6 separate regions of the Homo sapiens genome follow, and regions 1, 2, 3, 4 and 6 are each linked to region 5. A link is a loop called in an ENCODE intact Hi-C map of the cell type or tissue named here. Cell type or tissue: dorsolateral prefrontal cortex. All regions are shown on one strand.

The links. A loop is a pair of places that touch in the nucleus more often than their neighbours do. Peaks named below come from ENCODE experiments on the same cell type or tissue, not always from the same donor. Only the 100,000 strongest peaks of a DNase experiment are listed, where the experiment ranks them.
Region 1: a loop joins it to region 5, with 5 times the contacts of the local background. A loop is called at or near these places in 10 of 110 quality-filtered maps.
Region 2: it touches region 5 in a loop (3-fold over the local background); 7 of 110 quality-filtered maps call a loop at or near these places.
Region 3: it touches region 5 in a loop (2.7-fold over the local background); 10 of 110 quality-filtered maps call a loop at or near these places.
Region 4: it touches region 5 in a loop (8-fold over the local background); 45 of 110 quality-filtered maps call a loop at or near these places.
Region 6: it touches region 5 in a loop (3.0-fold over the local background); 18 of 110 quality-filtered maps call a loop at or near these places.

What each region holds. Positions count from the first base shown.
Region 1 is chr2:58,129,611-58,133,610 of GRCh38, forward strand. VRK2 (VRK serine/threonine kinase 2) reads left to right here. Exons shown (of 13, transcript NM_006296.7): 9 at 2,198-2,318. Among named protein-coding and RNA genes, the nearest start is that of VRK2, 85 kb to the left of the region's middle. In dorsolateral prefrontal cortex, CTCF peaks have their summits at 1,673 (motif pointing right) and 1,873; no DNase peak of the experiment used is centred here; H3K27ac peaks cover 2,670 bases.
Region 2 is chr2:57,877,220-57,881,219 of GRCh38, forward strand. No RefSeq gene overlaps it. Among named protein-coding and RNA genes, the nearest start is that of VRK2, 170 kb to the right of the region's middle. RefSeq lists silencers at 994-1,073, 3,321-3,521. In dorsolateral prefrontal cortex, no CTCF peak of the experiment used is centred here; a DNase peak (open chromatin) is centred at 1,571; H3K4me3 peaks cover 1,892 bases; H3K27ac peaks cover 2,646 bases.
Region 3 is chr2:58,552,332-58,556,331 of GRCh38, forward strand. The region is part of intron 1 of LINC01122 (long intergenic non-protein coding RNA 1122); the gene reads left to right. Among named protein-coding and RNA genes, the nearest start is that of LINC01122, 34 kb to the left of the region's middle. RefSeq lists enhancers at 2,112-2,612, 2,613-3,113. In dorsolateral prefrontal cortex, a CTCF peak has its summit at 1,819 (motif pointing left); a DNase peak (open chromatin) is centred at 1,800.
Region 4 is chr2:58,445,816-58,449,815 of GRCh38, forward strand. No RefSeq gene overlaps it. Among named protein-coding and RNA genes, the nearest start is that of LINC01122, 73 kb to the right of the region's middle. In dorsolateral prefrontal cortex, CTCF peaks have their summits at 2,425 (motif pointing left), 2,636 and 3,680; a DNase peak (open chromatin) is centred at 2,426; H3K27ac peaks cover 2,403 bases.
Region 5 is chr2:57,757,540-57,761,539 of GRCh38, forward strand. No RefSeq gene overlaps it. Among named protein-coding and RNA genes, the nearest start is that of VRK2, 290 kb to the right of the region's middle. RefSeq lists an enhancer at 2,355-2,649 and a silencer at 3,921-4,000. In dorsolateral prefrontal cortex, a CTCF peak has its summit at 2,476 (motif pointing right); a DNase peak (open chromatin) is centred at 2,502; H3K4me3 peaks cover 1,594 bases; H3K27ac peaks cover 1,010 bases.
Region 6 is chr2:57,904,002-57,908,001 of GRCh38, forward strand. It overlaps a transcript of VRK2 not described here. Among named protein-coding and RNA genes, the nearest start is that of VRK2, 140 kb to the right of the region's middle. In dorsolateral prefrontal cortex, CTCF peaks have their summits at 2,317 and 2,518; no DNase peak of the experiment used is centred here; H3K4me3 peaks cover 815 bases; H3K27ac peaks cover 1,566 bases.

The sequences.
Region 1 (4,000 bases), 370 kb after region 5:
ATCTAGAACATTTGTTTTTAATTAATTTAACAGGTATTAAAATTACTCCTCTGTGTACAGTAGATGGAAAGAAGACAATCATTGGCAAAGTCTAAGATTTTAACTTCACTAAACATTCAAACTTTTCAATTTGCTTTTCTGAGAGGGAATTTCAGGTAGAGGTATGTAGTCAGAAACATTTTTAGTCACTCTTCAGTGTGGGGAAAGGAAAGGGTGACTATTGGGTGTTCTTTTTATCACTGCATGCATTTATGCAGGACTTATCAGAAACAGTGGCAAAACATTCACCTAACGGTAGTTATTAATACCGATGTGCAAAAAAGAAAATAAAAGATTGAAAAATGTGATAATGTATTTTAATTAGGTAAGACCAAACTATAATAGTGAAGTAAAGTTAACTCTCAAAGGGCTATTTCAAATGAAGACCAGTTTATGAAAGATTGGCTTCAGAAATCTAAATGACTTGTCATTACTTACAGCTTCATATCAATTAATCCCTCAATTGGGGGGTAGGGGGAAATGGCTAGGAAGGTTCAATCTATTTTAATTCTGATTATTTTTCCTCAAAGGGCCTCTTGTGTGTAGCTTATATCATCCAAACACTGTGCCAGAATATCATTTTTTGAAAATTAGAGGATATGAGATTTTTTAAGTGATGGTAATCAGGAATTGCCATAATAGAAAGGAGACTTGTGAACACATCTGTACAAGTGGAACCATTCCATTATTAATGGGAGATTTATTACTGAAGAAATCACTACAGAACACTGTGGTAGAGATTGTGTTTTTATTTTAATATGAGAGCCAAGTCTTGCATTAGGACATTGTTGAAGCTTGTGCAGAAAGTAAATGGCACCCATGGGACTGTAGCATTCTGCTAGATTGAAGGGCCTTTAATAATCCAATACGCTAATAGCAGTTAGAGTGTAAGAGCTAATCATGTCTTCTGCTTTTATAATAACTTATACATGGTAACCAAAAGTAGTTACGATGTGTTGGCATCATTGTTCTTAGTAGATGACTTTTTAAATTAAAAACTAAGTTCACTGAGTAACTTTTCAGAGTTTATTTCATGAAAGATAATAAAATAGGATACCTGTTTATAGCAGGTTTAACAGCCACTTACTGCTCTTAGGAGATTATATATCCCTACACAGATGAACATTCGAGTAATGACAGAAATGTAAATACCAGCCTATTGTTTTATAACAATTTTGAATGACTACAAAAATGAGTTTATTTTACGGGTATTTGCTGATGTTTTAATAATTATTTCAGTGGTTTGTTAATATGTATCAGTTATATTTCATACATTTCCTAGGTTTCATTGTCCATCTTCTTATATAAGGTACTTATAAATATATATAAATTATGAAATTAGACTACAGCATTTAATAGGTTGATATAAAATGATACAAGGGCCTGAAAATGTGCTTTTAACGTACTTTTTAGGAAAAGGCATCTTATTCTAAATTTTGAAGGCCTCTATTTGGCTCTCCCCCCAGCCTCTGATACCATTGCCTCCGTTTTATATAGATATGGGACCAGAATTTTAGCCTGCTGCTGCTTATATCTAAAAATAATATTTGTAAAATTATCCAAAGCAGTAGATATATTTTTATTGTATTTTCATGTGATTGAAAAATCTTCAGAAAGACCCTTTTTTTAATACTGCACACTAGATGGCAGTTTTGTCATATTCTTCCAACTTCAAATGCTGCTAGTGTGAGTGGAACAGGAAAGGCCATCAATGTTTAGTCTGCACTCAGAGGGTCTCTGCATGACCAATGCAGACCCTATGGACTTCCTGGAACATATGTTAGTAATTTAGCTGCAGACATTTATTTCTTTGTTTTACTGCTTGGCTCTTTGAGAAAGTGTTGGTGCTGGGTTATGGGTTGTCTGGATCATGTCAGAGGCCATGGGGATCAAGTTCATGTGACAGGCCAGACTAAGGAAAGATGAAGTTGGAGGAGGTGAGGAAACTGACCCTTACTTTCAACAGCAACCAGTCACTGCCTGTCTGTGGACTGGGGCCAAATGCTTGGGCGTTTAAGTTTTATTCCAGCTGAACAAATAAAACATTTTGCCTATTTGGCTTTTTCATATTTCATCAGTAGTAGTTCAACCAAAGATTTCTCCATTTCTCAAGGACTTGCTTATCCCTTATCTTTCTCTCTAATGCTTACTCCTATAGCCTTGTCCAGACGAAGTGACGTTGAGATCCTCGGCTACTGCATGCTGCGGTGGTTGTGTGGGAAACTTCCCTGGGAACAGAACCTGAAGGACCCTGTGGCTGTGCAGACTGCTAAAACAAAGTACAAATTTTCAAGTATTTCATCATGTACTGCACCAGGTCTGAAGGGATACATTAAAGGGAGCTAACAACACAGAGAAGATTGGCATTCACCCAACATGACAACCAAAGCAAATTTCTTTAGTTTGAAAAATATGTTTTAAAAAAACCAAACAACTAACACATAAAATCCATTAAGGTAACATTGTAAAAAGACATGTATTTGAATTACAGTGCAAAATATAAAGTGAAATATCTGTTCTTTTACATGGTATTTCCAAAGCTTAGATTCTAGGTGGTAGTGTTTTCAAGGAAGAATATTTTCAAATTAGCATTGTACAAGTATGTTGAAGTAGTCTGAGCTTGGTACGATTGATATTAACTGTGTAAAACAGCACTATGAAATGGGACAAATAGGGCTTATATTTTTCAAGTGAGAGCAACATACCTCTTATTTCTGTCTTGGAGGAAGTATGTTTTCTTTCTTAAGAAACAAAATTTTTACATGAGCTATTTATATGAGATAATCTTGTAGCCACATAAACATTTTTAATATTCTACATTCAGTTTTTATTACCTGGATTCGGCTAGCATAAAAATTAGGTCAGACTAAGAACAGGGTGTGTTACTGTTTTACAATTCTCTCACTGATCAGGCCTAAGAAAAAGTCAATTGCATAGAGCACAGAATAGCCAGTTTTTCATTATATACCAAGATATGCTCAACAGTAGTTATCCACAGGTAGCAAAAGCAGCAGCTAAGCTAAGTTTTAAGTAGGAAAATCACAACAGAAGAGTACAAAGCCAGGGGAAAATTAGCTGATTCATAGAAATCTATCTTTAAATTCAGTGTGGCATCAGTTCTTAATACTGAGAAAGATTAGCCTGCAGATTCAGAAAAATACATATTACATTTGTAAATACTGACATATATGAAACATTTCTCCACTCAGAATTTTGATCATCCTAGTCCCTTACCCAAAACTAAAACATTTATATAAATCTATATTAGAACTAAATCAGTTATTTACTGCAGTGATTGATGTGTCCATATTAACTTTCATGTAACATTTCGAAATATGGGTCAAGTCAAAACACAGTGATGTATAAACAGTTTTTGTATTTAATTTTCCAACTAGTTTACCTAATTAGAATACTGTAATAAAGTAATGATGCTATTTTAAAAAACTAACATTTTAATTCTAATGATTATATATTTGTTTTTTGATAAGACTAATATGACTTGCTTTAACTTTTTATCAATATGCATATACAGATACATTCATTATAGGTATCTATAATGAATATACCTGCTTATGCATATTTATAATAGGATGTCATATAAAATTATTATTTTACATGTATAATGCTAATAAATCAAGCATAACTTCTATTTACATTTTGGGGACTCTTACATATGTTAATATCTTCATTTTGACTTGATTAATAATGTAAACCTATAGACTAGTAAAGCCAATATCATATTATGAAGTTTATAATTCAGATAAACCATAGACATTTTCAAACTTATTATAGTACATAATACATAATCATAATTTATTCAACTTGCTGAGAAGGTATGACACTGAAATTCCCCATAAGGGTGTGATTGTATATTCAGCCAAGACACTGTATCTCCCTTATGCCTTTTATTTTCCTGACATAGCATGCTGCTGGATCAATGTGTGTATTGTTGCTACTCTGC
Region 2 (4,000 bases), 120 kb after region 5:
GTGACTGCCCCTCACCCCTTGTGGATTAGCTTTTTCTATATATAGGCCTGCAGCGGGTGGAGTGCCTTTTTTTTATTACAGGTGTTTGGTGGAGATCATGTTAAATAAAGGTTTTGAAGAGAAGCAAGTCTGTGTAAAACATTCAGAAACAACAACTTGCTTTCATTTAAGATGCAGTCCAAAGAGACTTGCTTCAGACTCTTAATTTGTATTATTATCTTTATGTATCATAAGTGACTGCCTATCCCTAGATAGCTGACACAGTGCTCAGAATATTCAGAGCTGTCTGGTTTTAATATCTTATAGTTTGTTTAGAAAAGTAATGGAAGCAAACTTATTACAGGACTAGATTGTGACCAAAACTGAAAATACATGTCATCAAAAAGACAGTTTCCTATTAAATTTCAAGAAAGGTACACTTTCTGGGAAAGAGATAAAAAAAACTAATGAATTATTAAGTACATCCACAATACAAAATCCTCCCCCCTTCTTCTTTTCTTTTTTTTTTTTTTTTTTTTTGGCAAGTTGTCATTATATTCTCTTGCAATTTGCTGGTTCGGGGCATAATCTATGATACAGCAGCAATAGGTAGAAACACCCAATAAAGTCAAGAGGGCCTTCAACTAAGGAAAAGGTTAAACATGGCCACTGATAACACCCATCATCAGAAATTATATTATCATGGTTTCCTTGAGCTCAAGAGAATTCTCTTCCACTGACTCATTGGCTGCCCAAATTAAAGTGTAGGTGTGCACAGCCTCAAAGAGGAAATCAAACAAGAGAGAGGGTATAAAAACAATACAAGTGGAGAAGCATGAGGTTTATATTTTTATGCTAATGTGCTAGTAAGAAAAGGACTCCATTTAGGGAGCAATAAAGAAAGGGTGGGGGAAAGGCTGTGAGCAGATCTCTGTAAAAAACACAGAGGCTTTCTATGCAGATGGGGGATTTAAAAGAAGTAAAATGATAACCACATAGTCAAGAGACTAGAAAAGAGACCTTGATGTTTGATAGTTGTAATAACCTGCAGAGTGCTCTAATGGCTCGGGGATCAGGTGCAGAGCTACAGCAATAACGAGAGCTGAATAATTATCTCGGCCGTATCTGTATCACCAAAGTCCCAGCGTATGAGCTATATAAGGAGGCTTCTGCTGCCTCTCCAAGATTTCCTGAAATGTTAAATCACTGATTTGGGAGCACTTCCAGCATTAGTACTGCCCAGTTAGAAAGAAATAAAGCCCAGAATTCTCCTGTGGCAGTTCTAATGTCTTTGTTAATTATGAATTATGGGTAAACATGCAGACTCACAGAGGTCATGGCTGTCAGCAACAATAGTTTTCAAGAAGGATTTTTACGAGGGTCTTTTTCACTCCACCATAATGTCCATTTTATATACATAAACAGAGCCAGGCATACAAAAAAAAACGGTGTTTGCTTTTTAGGGGAGTTGTATTTTTTTTTCTTTTTTTCTCCCTCCCCCCCTCCTTGTGTAGAGGCATGTCGCTGCAGCCAAAGCAAAGCGGTTCATAACTAGAGTTCTCCTCTGCGACTGACAACAGCTGCACTATTCCAAGGACTAGGCGAAAAGAGTCACTGGGGCTGAGGCTAGGTTAATGACCAGACACTGAAAACCACCTCCTTCTTGTTAATAGAGTAAGCGGCCAGTTGGGTAACCTGTCAGCAATGGTCACCTTTCACATACAGTGGAGAAACAAAAGCTGCATACAGTATGCTTGATTAACCTCACTTAAATGGCAATGCTGATCTCAAATCTATCCCAAGAGTGCATATAAACAGGATTAAAATTATATTATGTGTGGATCTTGCCCAACAAAAGCAACTGGCACAAAATCATTTTAATTAGGTGGTAGCGGCTGTAACTCATTCAACTTTGGCATTAATTCTTTTTGTCCCATCAAAGAACTTCTGGGACCTACTTATAGTGTGGAATAAGGGAGATGTTGAGTAGACAGCAAATCATTCTGGTGCCTCAGCTTCACGCATAGGGTATTGGCATACTGACAATTGGTTAAACTGTACAACCAGATCAGAATTTGTCCAGAATATTCAGAAAATCTGGTGCAATCTTTGTACATACCTTTTTCGAGGTAGACAGCAGATTCAGAAAAGTATTTTACTATATTGACCTTCAAACGGTCAGAGAATGCTAGTATTACTAGTTATTTTGGAGGCAATTTTCTTTGTACATAGCAAACTTAGGAACTTTATTAACCTCTGGATGTAGGAGAACTACAGTTCAGTATTAGGCCCTCTTCATTCTTCTTTCTGCCCTTTTTCTCCTAGTCCATTTAAATGAAATTTTCTTGTTGTGGGACCTGTGAGGACTTCCCAGGTTCCAGCTTAGAATAGATGTTACAGTAAAACCTCCCCACTGACCTTTCTTAAGAAATGTCATTTGTTTACTTGAATCGATTTTCAAGATGAAAGCTGAGTAGGGTTAATTGTACCCTAGATCACATAAGAGAAGGTTCACAGTGAAGAAACTTTCTCTTCATTTTTACAGGAAACACAGAAATGATATGAAATGAAAATCCATAGAGCATGCAGATAACTCCAATATCCAGAAGATGGTTCCTCCCTGCCCAAGTGCTTACCAACAATGGGGCCTCACTGTACAGACCTGAGTTAACTGCAAGCCCTTCCATTTTAAGAAATATTCTATTTTAATTCCGGGTTTCTAATAGCATAGCACCAAAGAGTTAGCTGATCCTTCTCAATAGATTCAGAAGGGCATAGAAGGAAGAGTCCCACAGATGTTGCTCCTAGGCCCAAGCTTCTCCCACACCATTCCCTATTCCCACAGCCTAGCTGAGCCCCATATTTTACCCTGCCCTTGTAAAGAGAAGGGGTAACCAAAGGCAAGGTACATTTTTTTTTTTACAATAACTCATAAGCAATTCAGCAAACCAATGTGGCTCAAGTATCCACCATGGAACAGGCATTACCTTCCCAATCATCCCATGAACCTCCACCACACAGTTCCTTAACCCTGGGGAGCACTGAGATTGCACCTATACCTAGGCCCATCCCCAAGAATTCTAATGTAACTGGTTATACAGTCAGTAAATATTTATTACTACTATGTTATTATTAACCATCACTACCTAGATAACAAAGCAAATCAACAAGTCAGAGTGTAAAAAGGGAATCTGCCACTGGCTTTAACTCGGAATTCTTAAAATATTTAGAGACATAGATGATTTTCTGACTTAGAGAATAATAACTTACAGGAATTCTGACCATAAATATCTTCAAGTTCTAGGGAAGCTTAGTAAATAAACCCGACTATTCTGAATAATAGATAAATATACAGAAGTGGTAAGAAAGAAAACGCTTAATTCAATGTGAAAACCAAGTGAAAGTTAAGGCAAAGTCTCTTGGGATGACACAGGAAAAATGTGGTTTGGCTTCCTTGATAAGCCACGTGGATGTTAAAGAAGGTGGTAATGAGAGAAAAATCCAGAGCCAATAAAACGAGCTACTTTGCTAGCCAACTTTTGAATTTTTTTTAAAAAAGGAATTGTTTTATAGCATCCAAAAACCAATTCTCATTTCATAATTTCTTAACCCTGTTTGGATTAAGAAACCAAATCATATTTCTTAGGAACAAAATAATGTAAACCTTACTGTGTTTAAAAAAAAAAAAAAAAAAAAAAAGTCGTCTTTTGCACCTCATAGCCAGAGCTCAGAGAACCTCAGGAGTCAAGAGGGAAAAGGTGGGGTTGATCTCAAGTTTGGCAATGGCTATTGTGAGGGAGGCGATTTGACCCACTCAAATGTCTCCCTGAATCAAGCTTCTATTTTCTCTCTATTCTTATTTTCACTTTTGCATTTTAATGTTGCCTGAATCTATTCCAAGTGTCCTTTGCCATGGCAACACCTGCAGGTGAAGGCCCTGCTCCTCGCTGCCAGCGTCGCCAGTGACGAAGAGGCAACTAATCACTGCACAAGGAGAGGAATGCAATCTCCAAGACACCCA
Region 3 (4,000 bases), 790 kb after region 5:
GAACAGTCATTCGTAGGTAACCTGGAATGATTTTGATACAGCTAAATTTCAGTTTTCATTCCTTTCTCTAACAGTTATAATTTGATTTTCAGTGTTTCACTGTCTTAGATCTTTTTCAGCTTTTTTTCTCTTTCATTTTAGACATTGTCTACATACCTAATGATCATTATCACCTAGAGGGTCCTCATTCAGTTTGCTTTAATAGACTTGTCATCTGTATCAATCCAAGTCCAGGGAATTGGCTGTTTATTTTTTTCCCTAATTTAACATTTGCATGTCGATAGAAATTTGAGTGCTTGATTTTCTCTATTTAGTGTATATCAATTAATGTCCAATTATAATCTTTTCCTTTTACCAGTACAAAGCTTGTTATTACCAGTACAAAGCTTGTGGAGTTTGGTACTTTCTTTGCACTGTGATATGTCTTTACATAATAAATCCTAGAACAGTACCTATGTAAGTTTTTGCAGGTTTTATTCTTTCAGCTTTTGCTATTAAAACCTGCATATATGTAGATATTATTGTTCTGTTGGTTGTGACCTGGCTCTGTGTTCCTGCCCTTGAAGACTTGTGAATGAGTCATTTTTCTTCTATAACAATTGTGTTTGACTTAAAAAAGAAAATCTTGGCTCAGATGTCTGATTCTGACATGAATTACTTTTTGCTGCAGATTCTTTTTGCTACAGATTCTGTTTTCCCCAGATTCTTCCCTGACTCTGACCACCATGGCTCTTTTAGGTATGAGGTCAATTTACTACCTATGACCTTCGCTTCTTCCCTACCTATGATTAGCCACTATGCAGACTTGGCATAAAGAATCTCAGAAGTCCTCCCTAGTACATCAATTTCTAGGACTTTCCTTTTGCCTATGCAGACAGCTTTACTCTGATTCCTTTCTAACCTATGCTGTTAATTGCAAGATAAGCATACCCAAATTAAGGACTTGTAACACACAGTCAACTTCTCCCTGAGTTAAGGAAGGAATGCTCCTTGAAAACGAAGAGAGAAAGCTCTGCTCCCCACCCCTCCCACATTCTCTTTAGAAGGGAGCAAGAGAGGTTTCAGGGACTTATTTCTAAGTGCAACACTTAAGTTTGGCCTGTGAGGGGTAAATAGTCCATTATCAGGAAAAAAAAAGTCTTACCATTACATAGTCAAAAACATAGACAAATACAGAATTTGTTGCATCAAACTTTACTTTTTTCCAAGGAATCAGCCATCAGTCCATACACATCATATGGGCATCAGGGGCCTCCTTCTCCTTCCTTTTCCCCCTTTTTTTCCAAAGTCTTGTTCACATTTTTGCATCTTTCCAGAGCTCTGCTTCTTAGTCAATAAGTTTGTGATCTTCCTTCTAGATGCATCTGAATGGCAGCAGCAGGCCCTGAGCTCATTAGCCTTTGCATGTTATCTGCATCCTTTCAGGTGCTTGAACTTTCTCTCTGTCTCTTTCTCTATCTTAGGAATTCTTACCACCTCTTGTGGTCTGAGTTATTATACTTTATTATACTAACAGATTCTCTGTCTTTTTTGGGTCTCACCAATAGCTTCCTCCTGAGAAGGCGACTATGTGAGGAAGAAAAGTGGCAGGTGAAAAAGGGTAAAGAAGCTCCATATTGTCACATAAGTATTCATAGTACCTCTTTGAAAAGACTCCAGAGTTTCTTGTGCAGATAGTAGAGAGGGCAAGAAGAAGACTTAACACTTCTGGTTGCTTTTATTCTTGTAGGAAAAGCGGAGTGAGTGCCTAAAGTAGAGAGAAAAAGCAGCTGCTTGCTGTCACCACTGGGGCTTGGTCAGGGCTGCCTCCTGCAGGTCCTTCATGGACTTGGTGAATGTGTATCCTTTTGACACTTAGGTTTGTGAAGGTAGAAACAAGACAAGCTTTTCTCTCTATGACTTCTTGGGAATGGAGGAAAGAGGACAATTTTGGGCAAGACATTTGATACTTTATATAGAAAGTCGTTATAACACTTTTTCCTTTTTTTTTTTCTACTGGAAGTTCCTACCCTAGGATAAGACTCTTTCCACCAATTTCTTTCTTTCTTTCTTTCTTTCTTTCTTTCTTTCTTTCTTTCTTTCTTTCTTTCTTTCTTTCTTTCTTTTTCTCTTTCTTTCCTTTTTTCTTTCTTTCTCCTTCTTTCTTTCTCTCTCTTTCCTTTGTTTTTTTTTTTTTGACAGAGTCTCACTCTTTCACCTAGGATGGAGTGTGCAATGGCATGGTCTTGGCTCACTGCAATCTCAGCTTTCCAGGTTCAAGAGATTCTCCTGCCTCAGCCTCCCAAGTAGCTGGGATTACAGGCACGTGCCACCATGCCCGGCTAATTTTCATATTTTTTAGTAGAGACGAGGTTTCACCATGTTGGCCAGGCTGGTCTTGAACTCCTGACCTCAAATGATCTGCCCGCCTCAGCCTCCCAAAGTACTGGGATTACAGGCATGAGACACCTTGCCTGGCCTCCACCAATTTCTTATCCACACCACAGACCCTTCCCCTTGGAGAAGCATGTGACCTGTAATGCATCTTTTTTTCTTTTCTTTTCTTTTCTTTTTTTTTTGAGACAGGGTTTCCCTCTGTTGCCCAGGCTGGAGTGCAGTGGTGTGATCATAGCTCACTGCAGCCTCCACCTCCCTGGCTGAAGTAATTCTCCCACCTCAGCCTCCCGGGTAGCTGGGTCTACAGGCATACGCCACCATGCCTGTCTCATTTTTTGTATTTTTTGTAGAGACAGGGTTTCGCCATGTTGCCCAGGCTGGTCCTGAACACATGGGCTCAAGCAATCTGCCTGACTTGGCCTTCCAAAGTGCTGCGATGACAGGCGTGAGCCACTGTGCTTGGCCAGACCTCTAATATATCTTAGTGCAATTATTCAGTGCAGTAACTTCGGGATCCTTTTCTTTACAGCCAGCGAAAGCAGTTTCCCAGGTTTGTGCACAAGCATTATTTTTGAGAGTGGTTCATCAATTTATTAAAATAATTTATGTTTTAACTATGTTGTGATAGGAATGGCCTGATTTGGCTGTATTAGGAACTGTGACCAATAGTTGATATTTGCAAGATGACATCAGTTACATGTGCTTTTTTTCAAGATACTTCTGTCAAATGATTAGTTCACAGGTTCTACATCTGTTTTGAGCTTAGGAGGTAGTAAGTTTCGTAATGTTTATTGTTTTCTAATGCATGTTTTTTGTCAAAGTTTTACAAAATTTTTGGTTAAATTTATTATGTGACATTGGAGATTGAGTTAGTACTTCTGCTTTTTGGTCTGATTTTCAGGTAGTTACTCTAAAGATATGGCTAGTTCTACATCTAAAACAAAAAAAGAAAATTTTACATTTTCTTACAGGAGTATTAGAAGCAACACCCTTTTGTATCAGGGGTTGATCATTAGGGGATGGAGATGGGCCTCTATTGGAAGGAGTTTATGCTGTACATTTACTCAAGAAGGTAGTAGACAGATGAATGAAAGGTCCTAATCACCAATATTTGCTGAATAGGTTCTAGGGAATTATTACCTTAACTTCCAGCACATATACACACACAGGCTTCAAGCTGTAGCTGAATTTTGGTAGCATCTCTTCTCATCCTCTCTCCTTTTCAAGTTAGTCTGACAGTTTCTTCTTTCTAATATTTTATATAAAAACATTTCTGGTGAGGGACAGGCTAGAAGCCTAGGGTATTTCCACAAATCAAGATTTTTTCCCCCATAGCTCTAGCTTCTTCCACATCCTGTTAGATTCCCGGTTATAACATACCAAAGCTAAATTAATTAATTAGTGTTTAGAGCAGTTTTAGGTTCACAGCAAAATTGAGATGTATAGAGATTTCCCATATACCCCCTTGCCCTAACACATGCATAGCTTCCCCCATTATCAACATTCCCCACTGAAGTGGTATATTTGTTACAACTGATGAAACTACATTGACAGTTAAGGAAAAATAAAAAGCAGTAACTTATTTTAAAGATCATCTTGATTTCCAGTACACTCTTCATTTGAT
Region 4 (4,000 bases), 690 kb after region 5:
ACTCATGACTGATACTTTATCAGTAATTTCTGACTTAAAATTTATTCACAAAAATATAGGTTAAGGAATCAAAGGATGAGGAATAACTGGGCAGTATGTATTAGGCCAAGTTTTTAAGCATTTCCAAGGATAAAACTTACTCTTGGTGGCATAAATAAAGACTTGTATGTAACTTTTATGTTTTTTAGACCTCATAAAATTGCAGTGGAGCATAAAAATGAAAACTGTATTTGTGTCTTTTATGTATTATTTAAGTATAGTAGAATTAAAATACTGTAGAATATTCTCTGGTTTATACCTAATGATAACATGTTGGGGCATATTCGTGTAGGCTATATATAATGATAACATATGCATTTGTGTGTTTTTTGTGGGAATTACAGTTGCTTTCTTGACCTTTTAAGGGTCCTCATGGGTTAAGGATTCATACCATACATTTTATGGCTCAGCTTCTGAATTTATTCTAAAGTTAAATACAAGATCAATGCAACTAAATGAAACTTCTATCCGTAATGACTACTAAATAGCAAGGCTCAATCAAGCAAGTTAGAATCTGTCATTTAGTGATATTGGACCACATATTCTTAGTTACAAAACATAGTATAGGAGAAACCTTTGATCCTATTTGTTAGGTATTATTTTGTAAAATATTTGACAGCTTAAAGTAAGTGAGTGCTTGAGTTTCAGAGAACTGTTGTAGAAAAGTTAATCTTCACATCTCTTAAAATTTATTTTCATTTCACATTTGAGCTGTAGACCCCTGACAAGTCTCAGCAATACTGTGGACAAAGTTACTTAAACCAGGGGCTTTCAAATTTCTTTAAATGCAACTCCTGATAAGAAATATTTAATGTTAGTACCCAGTATGCACATACATATATACCAAACTTTTACAAAACCATACATACTCTTATGAAATGTAATATACTCTGATATCTGTTCTTTTGTATTCTATTCCATTGTGTAAAAATGCTGGTTGTAACTCACCAAATTGATTTCATGATCTACAAATAGGTCACATCTGCAATTTGAAAAACACTGAACACTGATTTAGAGAATGCTTTTTTCTTTTCTTTTTTTTTTGCTGGAGTATGCAGGATTTCCTTACTTTATACTAGGTAGACAAAATCTGGTTACATTTGAGATGAAATGTTTTATTGGTGGATCATATTTGTATAATCTAACAAAAATGACTCATTATTCATGAGTCCAGAAATATATTAAAATATTATAAATTTTTCTCATATATGTCTAGTTTTACAGATCTTGAAATAGAGCATCCTAGTATATATTATTCTAGAGTTGTGGTTATTATTGAAACTGTAGAAATTATTTAATGGGAGCTATGCAGAGTGATAAATCAGATACTCAGAATGTCCTGCTTGAGAAGGGATTTATTTCATGGGTATTGTTGATATTCCCAGTGCACATTTGGAATCAGACAAGAAAAAAAGGAAATAGTAACCAGAAATGATAACTGGTCTGAAAGAGCATTTCATCTTCTTTGTATGGTAAGAAAGTCCTTGAATAATAAAATATAATAGGGTATTAAAATGTATCTAAATTTTAATGAGTGAATTAACTTGACACTTAAGATCTGAAATGAAAAAGTCACCATTAATTTGTAAATAAAGTTAAATATTTTAAAAATTATTGTTTTACTCTCCTTTCCATTATATATGTTAATGTTCACGAAAATACAGTATGCTAAGATTTTTTTTTCAGAAGCCATGCCTCTGATTGTGTAATGGAAGTTCTAAAATTGGTAAATATTCACTAAACAAATATCTAAAATCTATACTGACTGCTAGTCTCTATCTCGTCAATACTTTACATTTGGTGACCAGGGAGAATGGAAGGAGTTTCTTCAAGTATTCCTCAGTGATCTCTGTAATGTTCATGACTCTGAATAGGCTCTGTGGGTAGAATATCTTCATACCACAGCTAGTTTATATTTGTCAATTAGTCATAATGTCAAATACATGTCATGACAAATCTTTTGAGTTTCAAAAAACATCCGCTCTGCTGTTGTTTCACCCATTTCTTCTCCTGCATTTCTTCCCTTAGAGTTCAGCTCTCCATATATCCAGCCTCTCAAGCTCCTAACTCCCTCCCTGTCCTTCATTCTTCTTCATTCTTCCTCTCTTCATTCTTCCTGACTAGTCAATGCCACATCTTTTATGGTCTATTTCCTAAATATATCTTGAACTTGCCCCTTGTTTCCTTTCCGACTGCCATTTCCTACGTTCAGACCCTCATGATTTCCTCCCTGGATTCCTCTAAGCCTCTGGAGTGATCCTCCTGCCTCCAGCCTACTGCTATCACTTTTGTCTTCCCCACAGCTATTGGGGCAGTTCTAAAAATGAGATCATGATCATGGCGCCCTCTGCTGAGGATTCCCTTTCCCTTTGTTTTCTCTGACCAGCTTTGCTCATCCTTCACAACGTGGAAACAGCGCCTCCTCCCATAGGCCTTCCCTGCCTCCCTGCGTCCCCATAGCACGCTGAGTGGGCCTAGTAGTACCTTGAGCATAGCTCTATTAGGGCACTGTCAAACTATTTTACTGCGTGTTTGTATCTCTTCCTCATTAAATTTTAACTTCTTAAAGGTAATGACCTTATCTCTTTGGCAGGAAATATTAAGTACCCAATAAATATTTGTGGAATGATTAGATGGCAGAACCACTGTCTGAAAACATTAACCTCCAATTCAGGCTGGTATTTTTCAATTAGATTTGTCATAAGTTGAACTTGATCTTTTCAATGGTTACTAGAGAAAATAGAAATAGGGAATGGAGAAATAGGAGACACAACTTAGAAAGATGAAAATTTCCCTTCTAATTACAGAGTTGATCAGGAATTTTGTGGTTCTAGAATCCAAACTGTAAAACTACTGCTTCCATCGCAAAGATTCATTGCTACTGTAATGATTTCTTTAAAAACATTATATATTAAAGAAAGGTATTGAAATCTACTCCCTTCCTGAATGTTTTATAAGTATTTATAAATTATTTCCACATTGCACATAGCAGCTTTTTCTCAAACTCTATACCCAATTTGGATGTTGCAGTTTTAAAATGTAGACCACTTATTTAAAAAGAACATTTCTTTAGCTATATTCTGCAACTATGTATGGACATTATCCATACATGGGTAATTTGTTTTTTTCTGAAGGAATTTTCCTCTTGCTCTTTTGAAGTTTTGGAAGTTTGTGATTTAATAGCAAATGATTGCATAACTTTTCTGTTGTAATGTCGAGTACGTATGTGTTGGAGAAGTTATTTATTTTATATGCATTTGTTGTTTTCTTTTTTATTATTATACTGGAATTTGAAGACAGAGAGAGATTTCTTCCCTGCAGTGTTAACTACAGAAAGGGCTAGCATTATGGAATGTCACTTGACTGGCTCTTATAATGATAAATATTTCCATGACAAAACCTACTGTGAACCTGTCTGTATGCTACAGAAATTTCTCTCTCCCTTGGCTACTACTTTACTTCAAGAAGAACATAGAGAAAATATAATAGATTACTTCTAAACACTCATCAAAAATTAAATAAAACACAGGTAAAATAAAGGCTATCTTTCCCTTTATATTATTCTGCTATCAGTTCTGCAGTATGTAGATTTTATTCATTTTTTTTTTTTGCCCTTATTCAAAGTTGATGCTCTTGGTGGTGCTATTGTCCATTTATAAATACGCCTTGAAATTCAGGGTGTGTGCCAAAGATATTGATAAGCTAGATTCTTTGTCTAGTGACCATTCATTTATTTATTCATTAAAAATATTGAGTACCCATTGGACATGCAAAAATGAACACAAATTCTGGCCTCAAGTAGTGCAGAGTCTAGAAGTGGCAATAAGACATGTACATAATATGACAAAAGTAAAAAAGTGATATGAAACTCTAACCGCTTCTTACCGGCTCCAGTGCTTGCATGAAGTGTGTGAGTCACTATCATCTCTTGCTTACATAACTACAGGGCCTACTAATTGGT
Region 5 (4,000 bases):
GAGATCCAGATTTGAAGAACTACTGCCCTTTACTGATGGTTTGATTTAGGACTAGTTACAAATCTATCCTTGGATGCCAACTAAACATGGGATCAGAATGACCAGTATATAAAGCAGCTTTAAAGAATCAATGTATTGATACCACATAGCTACCATCAATCAATCAATCCCTGCAAAGCACTTAGCAATATGTGGTACAAAATGATCAATTAATAAGTGGTGGTTATAATTCTTTTTAAAGAGATTTTTAGCCCAACAAAGTATAGCTCACACATATGGACTGCTGAAGCACACATACACACACACACACACACACACACACACACAAGTAAGAAAAGTAGCTAAATCCAGAGAGCTGTCTGGAAACATTGAGTTCTTAATCACAAGCTGCTGAGTTGCCCAGTCTTAGAGACAACCAGAAATCCTTTTGTTGGTTTTTAAAAGACAAAATAGCCCTATGAGAGATACGGAGAGGGTGCATTCTCCTGCAGAGTGGGCTGCTGAGTAAAGATGGCATCCATGATTGGCTTAAAGTATATCTCCTACAGGACTCATAGCGACAGCTTTCATTTTCTTCTATCTTTCCTTTTAATTCTTTTCCTTGCCTGATTTGCTCTTTCTCCCTCTAGCACTAGCCCTAATCAATGCAGCAGGTCAGGTTGAAAGAATGGACAGCTTCTGCGCCACATACATTTAAGCCATTTTAATGCAAATATTGATCGTAGGAGCATAGACACAGGCCGGGCTGCATTTTTTTAATGGACATGCTTTTTTTCTGGGGCTGTGCTACCCATGATAAAATACATCACCATAGATCAGTATTCCACCATCTTTCTATGCATAGGAATGCATAAGCAAATCCAAAAGGTGGGCCAGATTCAATGCCAAGCTTGTGAGCCTCCAAAGCAGGTACTTCAGTAGTCTACTGGACCACATTTGTTTAACCACTTACACTTCCCTCCTCCTGCTTTCTAGATGAGTTATTTTGGTGCGCACAGAGACAGACTATCAGAATGGATGTGGTACCTTAGGTCACAAGAATAGTTGTACCACAACAAGGTCTGCTATGCTAAGACACTTAATTGCTGTGTACACAAGATTATCAAAGCATTGTATCTGAGAACCACTGTCCGAAACATATTTAGCAACAGAATCTAAGTCTGACTTGAAATTCAAAAGGAGAGATCAAGGACAGGAAGAAATTCTAAGGGCCACTTTGAAATGTGATACTAAAAAGATTTGCTATCCCATCTGTAGGCATTTTTAGGCTGGACTGGAGAGGGAAAAAAAAGAAAAAGAAAAAGAAAACCTGTTTGCACTAAGAAAATTTTCTTGGCCTATTGCCAAGAAAGGAAGTATCACAAACTGGGCACAAATTAACCTAAAACCAAAGAAAGGAGGAAGAAAATAAGTGGACTCAACAGCCTCAAATCACACCAGTTGCTTCAGAGCAATACCGTTGCTTTCAGATGTTTCTCCTTCGATTCTTTTCATAGGGTCTGTGGTTGTTGTTGCTTATTATAACTCTAAAGCCAAATATACTATTACATTTAGTGAGATGTCTGTGGAGATGGAAATGAGACCATCACGATTCTCACTATCATATGCAGTCGTTTTTTACTTCTTTTCCAGAGATCTGCTGGCCCCCACATCTTTATGCAAAGGGGTAAATGCCATCATAAAGAGGGACAAGCAAGATGTGTACACCAGGTGCACAGAATGTTCTCTGTGGGCGGATCAGCCTAAAAGGTGGAGATAACTGGAGGTGAAGAGGAAGCTGAGTGGTATGCAAAGTGGGAGGGAGGCTAGACAGAATGAAGCCTTTGACCTTGGAAGAGCTGCGTACTAGTGAAGTAGAGGGAGGGGGAGGGAGAACGGAATGAGGAATTCCTTGCTGTAATATATTCGGGTAAAAATGGGGCTGTCATCTTGAGCTACAAGTTAGAAAGTTATTACTTTTAATATGCCACTACCTTAGGCCTATACTGTTATGTAAAAGAAAAATAACCTTGTGTGACAGTTTAACATTGATCGATGTGCCTGCCAAATGCAAAGAGATAAATAAGCAGGTGATGAATAAACAGCACTTCAAGTAAAGACATTACGCTGCATGCATAAAACGGCGCCAGGCACCTAGGAGCTGTGGGTGGCCGAAGGTTGGCCATTTCATGCCCACTCAGTAAAGCAGACTTAATCGCTTCCAATATTTTCTGTTAAAAAGCACGCTTAATGAGCCAATTTCACAAGCCCAGAGAAACTGATTATTATCTCTGAGTTCCAAGAGAGTTGGTTGTTTTCCAAGAGCCAGGTTTTTTTTTTTTTTCCTTGATGGGATAAAAAACCTTTTTTAGAAAGAGAGAGAGGGGCGTAGGAGAGAGAGCAAGAGAGAAAGGGAGAGAGGGGGAGTGAGGGAACGACCGAGCCAGCAAGAGGGCACTGAGAGCCAGCTGGCAGGGGAGAGATGGCCACTAGATGGCAGTGTTACCCCGCCGTCGGCACCCGGCCCGGGCTGGGAACTGGACAGGACCATTTGGCGGAAACGTGGCATGGTGAATAACGCTGAGAGCTGTGCCTCGAGAGTTCAGACCCGACCCTCCGCCCTCCTCGGGCCTTTTGTCCACAATTTTTCCATCCTCCAGCCCATACAAGGCGAGGAGACAAAAGGGGCAGTCCCCGAATGGCCTCCCTCTGAGAGCCCAGGGCTCTGATTCTTCTATGCAGCCTTCTTTCACAAAGTACAGGGGTCCCTTCGTCCGATTAGACTGAGTTCTTCCTGAATTTTTTTCTTTTTCTTCTTTTTCTTTTTATTTTTTTACCCTGGGAGGCTTGCAATCTCTGCATCCCTCACAGGACTAAGCATCTGCTTCTGAAGGCATGGAAAATTCCAACAGGATAAACCTATCTCGTTTTTCACCATGTATTTACTTTAGGGCAGGTTATTTTCTTCTTGCCTCTTATTTTGCACACTTTTTTTTTTCACTTTCAGTAAAAAGTGTGAACAAAAGGAATTTACCCCCATAGGAAAAGATTGGGAGTAGGGAAAGGGAGAGAGCACCCCTTAGGAAGCCAGCTGTCCTTCAAAGAGTTTCATTATGTATCTTCCTCCAGCTACACCGCAATGTGGTGAACGCCACAGAAACACAGGGTTATTGTCACCAACTGCAGTTATTCAATTGCCACTAGGAGAGAGGACCCAGCAAGGAGACCTCAGCATATAATTAACTCGGATATTTTTTAAAAATTGAAATGAACTGTTGTTAGGTTCTAAATTGAGATGCAAGTTAATTATTTATGAATATTCATAGAAAACTTGAACAATTTCCAAACTTGGCCTTTAGTTTCTCATCAGTTAACCAAATAGTTGATGTGTATTTTTTCTGTAAGATAATTTTCTCTTAATGTGCACTGGAACTACCAACTTCATTAAGATTTTTGAGATTCATTTTGCCTTGTGATGAATCAAAAGGGAATGGACTTAGTAACAGAGAAAATAAAATGTTCATCTCTTATCTTTTACTTATACATAAGAGAAGAATGAAATGACACTCAGCAAAAATTAGTCAGTTATGGTAACAAAAAAAACTGGCATATTTGAGGAACATTCAGAAGAAGCAGATCAATGTTCTGTATGTGTATAGGGGGAAAAGGAGGAAGGGTAGGGAGTGTTTGGGGAGTGGAAGGTGGCCATAGATATGAAACCACCGAAAGAAGGAAGGTACCCAACTCCCAGGAACTTATTCCAGGTAATCATGTACCTGTGATGGGTTCAGGATATGCTTCTCCCAAATATGGCACCTTGGCATTTGAAAAACAAGAAGCAGGACAGTCGCCCTTACTTTCTTCTCACCTTTCTCCCTTAGAGCAGGTCATAAAGCCTAGGAAGGTTGCTCTCTAACCTTCTCCCACACTTCTCTGAAGCAGAGCATAAGAACCTAATTCCAAAAGTATCCTCCCTTGATCTGGAGGAAAGGAACATTCTTATTCCTGGAGACAGAGGGAC
Region 6 (4,000 bases), 150 kb after region 5:
TCAAAAAAAAAAAAAAAAAAAAAAAAGGAAATATTAAAAGTAAGTTTTTTTCAATAATGATTTTTTTTATTTTCCAAAGAGTATCACGGAGTTCACTTTTCTCATTAAAAAATAATAATATGCATGTAGTGTTTGACATTTCCCTTGTGAGCTGCAAAATCTAGAAATCAGGGGACATTGCTGAAACATCTGTTATTTCACATTTTCCATTGAATGACTTCCATGATCAGATGGACAAAAGACAATTACTACCATGCTTTTAGTCATTAGAGGTATTACAGTTTCTAGTAGTTGGCTTTTTGATGTTTCTACTGTCTCTTGGTATAGGTATATCCAAAGTGGAACAGAGGTGATAAGTTATCTTAGTCTGCCTGGTGCACCAACTGGTATCATATTGGCCTGAAATATTTTTCTGTATGTCATAAAGCTCTTGGAATTAAGAGATTCTTTGCATGCAAAGTAAAACACAATCTATTGAGTTGTAACTCTGATGAAAAATTTTGCTAAAATCTGAGACACATTATTTGTCAAATAAGATTTTGTGTTCTATGCCATATCAAAGAAACATGTTGACAAATGAAGAGTTAAGTAAATTACACATGAGATAAGTGTTTGTCTTGATTTGCTTGGGGGTATTGTGTATGTGTGTTTGTTTTTCTTTGTTTCAGTTTGTTTCTCTGGTTTGTTGTTTTTCTTATTATGTCATGCCAAACAGTAAATTTGATAGATTAATTTTTTTTATCATGGTAGTGACCTAATTAGACAGGTTGTTTTATTTGCAGTTGTTTAGCACACAGTCACATAGACACAGCCTAAATCAAGACTTTACATATTAAAAAAGTTAGAAATTTTAAAGAAACACTACACAAAACTGGGTAGAAATTGGAGAGTTCATAAATAATCTACTCTGACTTCTGATTCCAAATCCACTTCCAAATTTTTGTTAGAGTTTTATGACATATTCTGTTAAAAAAAAAAAAAGACAAAAAGGTGTAAGAAACACTCATTACGTGGCTTAAAAATGAACATTGAAATCACTCTGCTGATTCTGTTTTCCACAGGCAGTCACAACAATACCTCCATCTCACATACCCTTCTTAAATGTGACTTGGACACTATTCCCATGAAGAAATGGTCTGTGTTTCCTACCTTAAAAATGGGCTGGCTTTGTGACTATTTTGACTAACAGTGTATGGCAGAAATGATGTTATTGACTTTTTGTGTCTAGGTCATTAATGACCAAGAAGCTTCTGCTTTGTTGGCTAAAATACTTGTTCCTGAAAGCTTGCAAGAAGTCTGACTGCATTGAGGCCACCATGCTGTAAGGCAGACTAAACCCACCCAAAAGAAGAAGCTGCATGGAGAGGCCATGAGGCTACACAAAGAGTGAGAGATGATGGCAGCCTCCAGCTGCTTCGACCTCCCATCCTCCAGCTCTAGCACTAGCTGTAGCAAACAACTGGCCACAACACTAGGAAAGACCACCCAGCTCAGACCATTCCCAAATTCCAACCCACAGGAATCCATGAGAAGTCATAAAACAACGGTTATGTTTATAACCCCAAAGATTTGGGAGATCATTTATAGATCATTCATTTATTAAGCAAATGTTTACTGAATGTCCAGTCTGTGCTGGGCAATATCCTAAGTACAAAATCCTGCAAGGATTTTTTTTTCTCAAAGGAGTTTAATCCCTCTATCCTCTCTGCTTCCATGGCTCTTTAGATTGGTAATATAGCATTTATTTATTTTGTCCATATTGGTAATACAGCATTTATTCTTTGGTCCATATTGGTAATACAGCATATTTTTCCATATTCTATAAGTTGTATACATGTTTGATTATACAATTCTAAATTCAGGATCTGATTCTGAATTAATTTTATTTGCCTCTATAGTGTTCCTAGTGTACGTAAGTGTTGATATATAGCACCTATCTGGATAAAAAAAATTGATGCAGGAAAATTAATACCATTAGCCCCCATGATACAAATTAAACTAATATTCTTGAGACATAATTTATTTAAAATAGCTGAAGTCTTCAACTGAAGGAAAGGAAATACTTTTTAAAAAACATTTGAATATGTGATTATTCCTTACAGCAGTCAAAAGAGAAAGAAATAAGTACTTCTCAAAGATTCTAGTAATTAGTAAACAAGCCACGAGGTACTTAAAATTACCTTAAACCAGTTTTATTTTGTCAAATAGTCTGTTACTACAGCTATAGATAATTTTGTTCTAAGTGTAGCTTAAAACTAAAATGTGCCCTGGATAAGATAAAAAGTAGTGTCTGGGCGTCCTCATTACAATCTTCCTTCCTACCACTAGTCTATGCTGTTGCACTAAGTACTGAATGCTTGTTCAGTGTCCATAGGAATGTGGGGAAGATCACTTTTGTCTAAGATTTGTTACTCAGATGGGAAAAAGTCAAATGCCTTATTTTTTCCCCAAAATAGAAGCAGGCAATTTATAAACAATTCTGTTCACGAAAAAATGTATTCTGAATTCATAAATTTAAGTTATATGTTTTAACTATGTCAATTAGAAAAGGAAAATATTATGGGGGTGGGGCCTCCCTTTCTAATTTTGAAAAGAAGGAATCTAATCGTCATAGTTAAGCACTCTTACTTACAATGTTGAGTTTTTGTTAATTTCTCCTGGTCCTCTGCCTCACTTTGATCTGCATTTAATGAGTTACAAATCCTGTGAATTTTACCTCAGCGCTGTTTTTTCCACCTAGCCCATTTTCTCCCCTTTGTATTAACACAGTTTAAAACCTCAATGTCTATAAACTGCACAGTGCAGGCAAACATGTATTGAGGTCTTATCTGTGTGATGTCTTATGCTAAGGGCTTCACATATGTACACTGTTTAAATCTTACACAAATATGATGAAATAAATTCTAAAAGTTTTCCTGTTTTACAGATGAGAAAAGCCATGGAGGACTTTTTTTATTATTATTTTTATTTTTTTGAGACAGAGTCTTGCTGTGTCACCCAGGCTGGAGTGCAGTGGCGCGATCTCGGCTCACTGCAACCTCCACCTCCCAGGTTCAAGCGATTATCCTGCCTCAGCCTCCCAAGTAGCTGGGACTACAGGTGCCCACCACCACGTGCGGCTAATTTTTTTTTGTATTTTTAGTAGAGACGGGATTTCACTATGTTGACCAGGCTGGTCTTGAACTCCTGACCTCGTGATCCTCCCGCCTCTGCCTCCCAAAGTGCTGGGATTATAGGCGTGAGCCACTGCACCCAGCTGAGGACTTTTAGAACTAAGTAATTCACCCAAGGTGATAGTCAGTAGTGGTGGAACCAGCATGCAAATTAGACAATGTGACTTCATAGCCTAGTATTCTACTCTACTTCTGTAACTTATGGCTGGAAGGGACTTTAAAATTCCATCTACTCCATGTTTAATGCTTCATTCTCCCTTAACATTTGCAAAGTTGTCACTAGCCTATGTTGGAACATCTCCAATGACTGTCACAATAGTCTTCTATCTCTCAACTCCAACTCACCCTATGCTCTGCCAGATTCATTGTTTTCAAAAAGCTTTTTGTCATAATCTCCCTCAGCTCAAATAAACAACTAGCATTTCCAAACAGAGCAACTACAACCACTTCAAACATCCTAAACTCCCTCCAACCCTGGCTATTCACACGCTTCAGTTCACAACTTCCATCCAGAATCCTACTTCTCTGATTGTCCTCATGGGGAAAGTATGCTATTTCCTTCATCCTACAAGATGCTTCTCACTGACTCTATCCATATTCTTCTCATCCTTCAAGAGCCAAGTCAAATCTCTCTGCTTCCAATAAGCCTTCCTTGCTACACTCAGGTAAATGTAATCTCTCCATCTCCTGGCGAATGTCTCGATTTCTTTTTCTGTGCTATGCCTGGTGTGACAGGGAGTCAGGGCCAAAGATGATCTAACAAAGTCAGAACATGATAATCCAAGTACAGAAGATCATTTCATCAATACAGGCTCTAAGAAACAGTC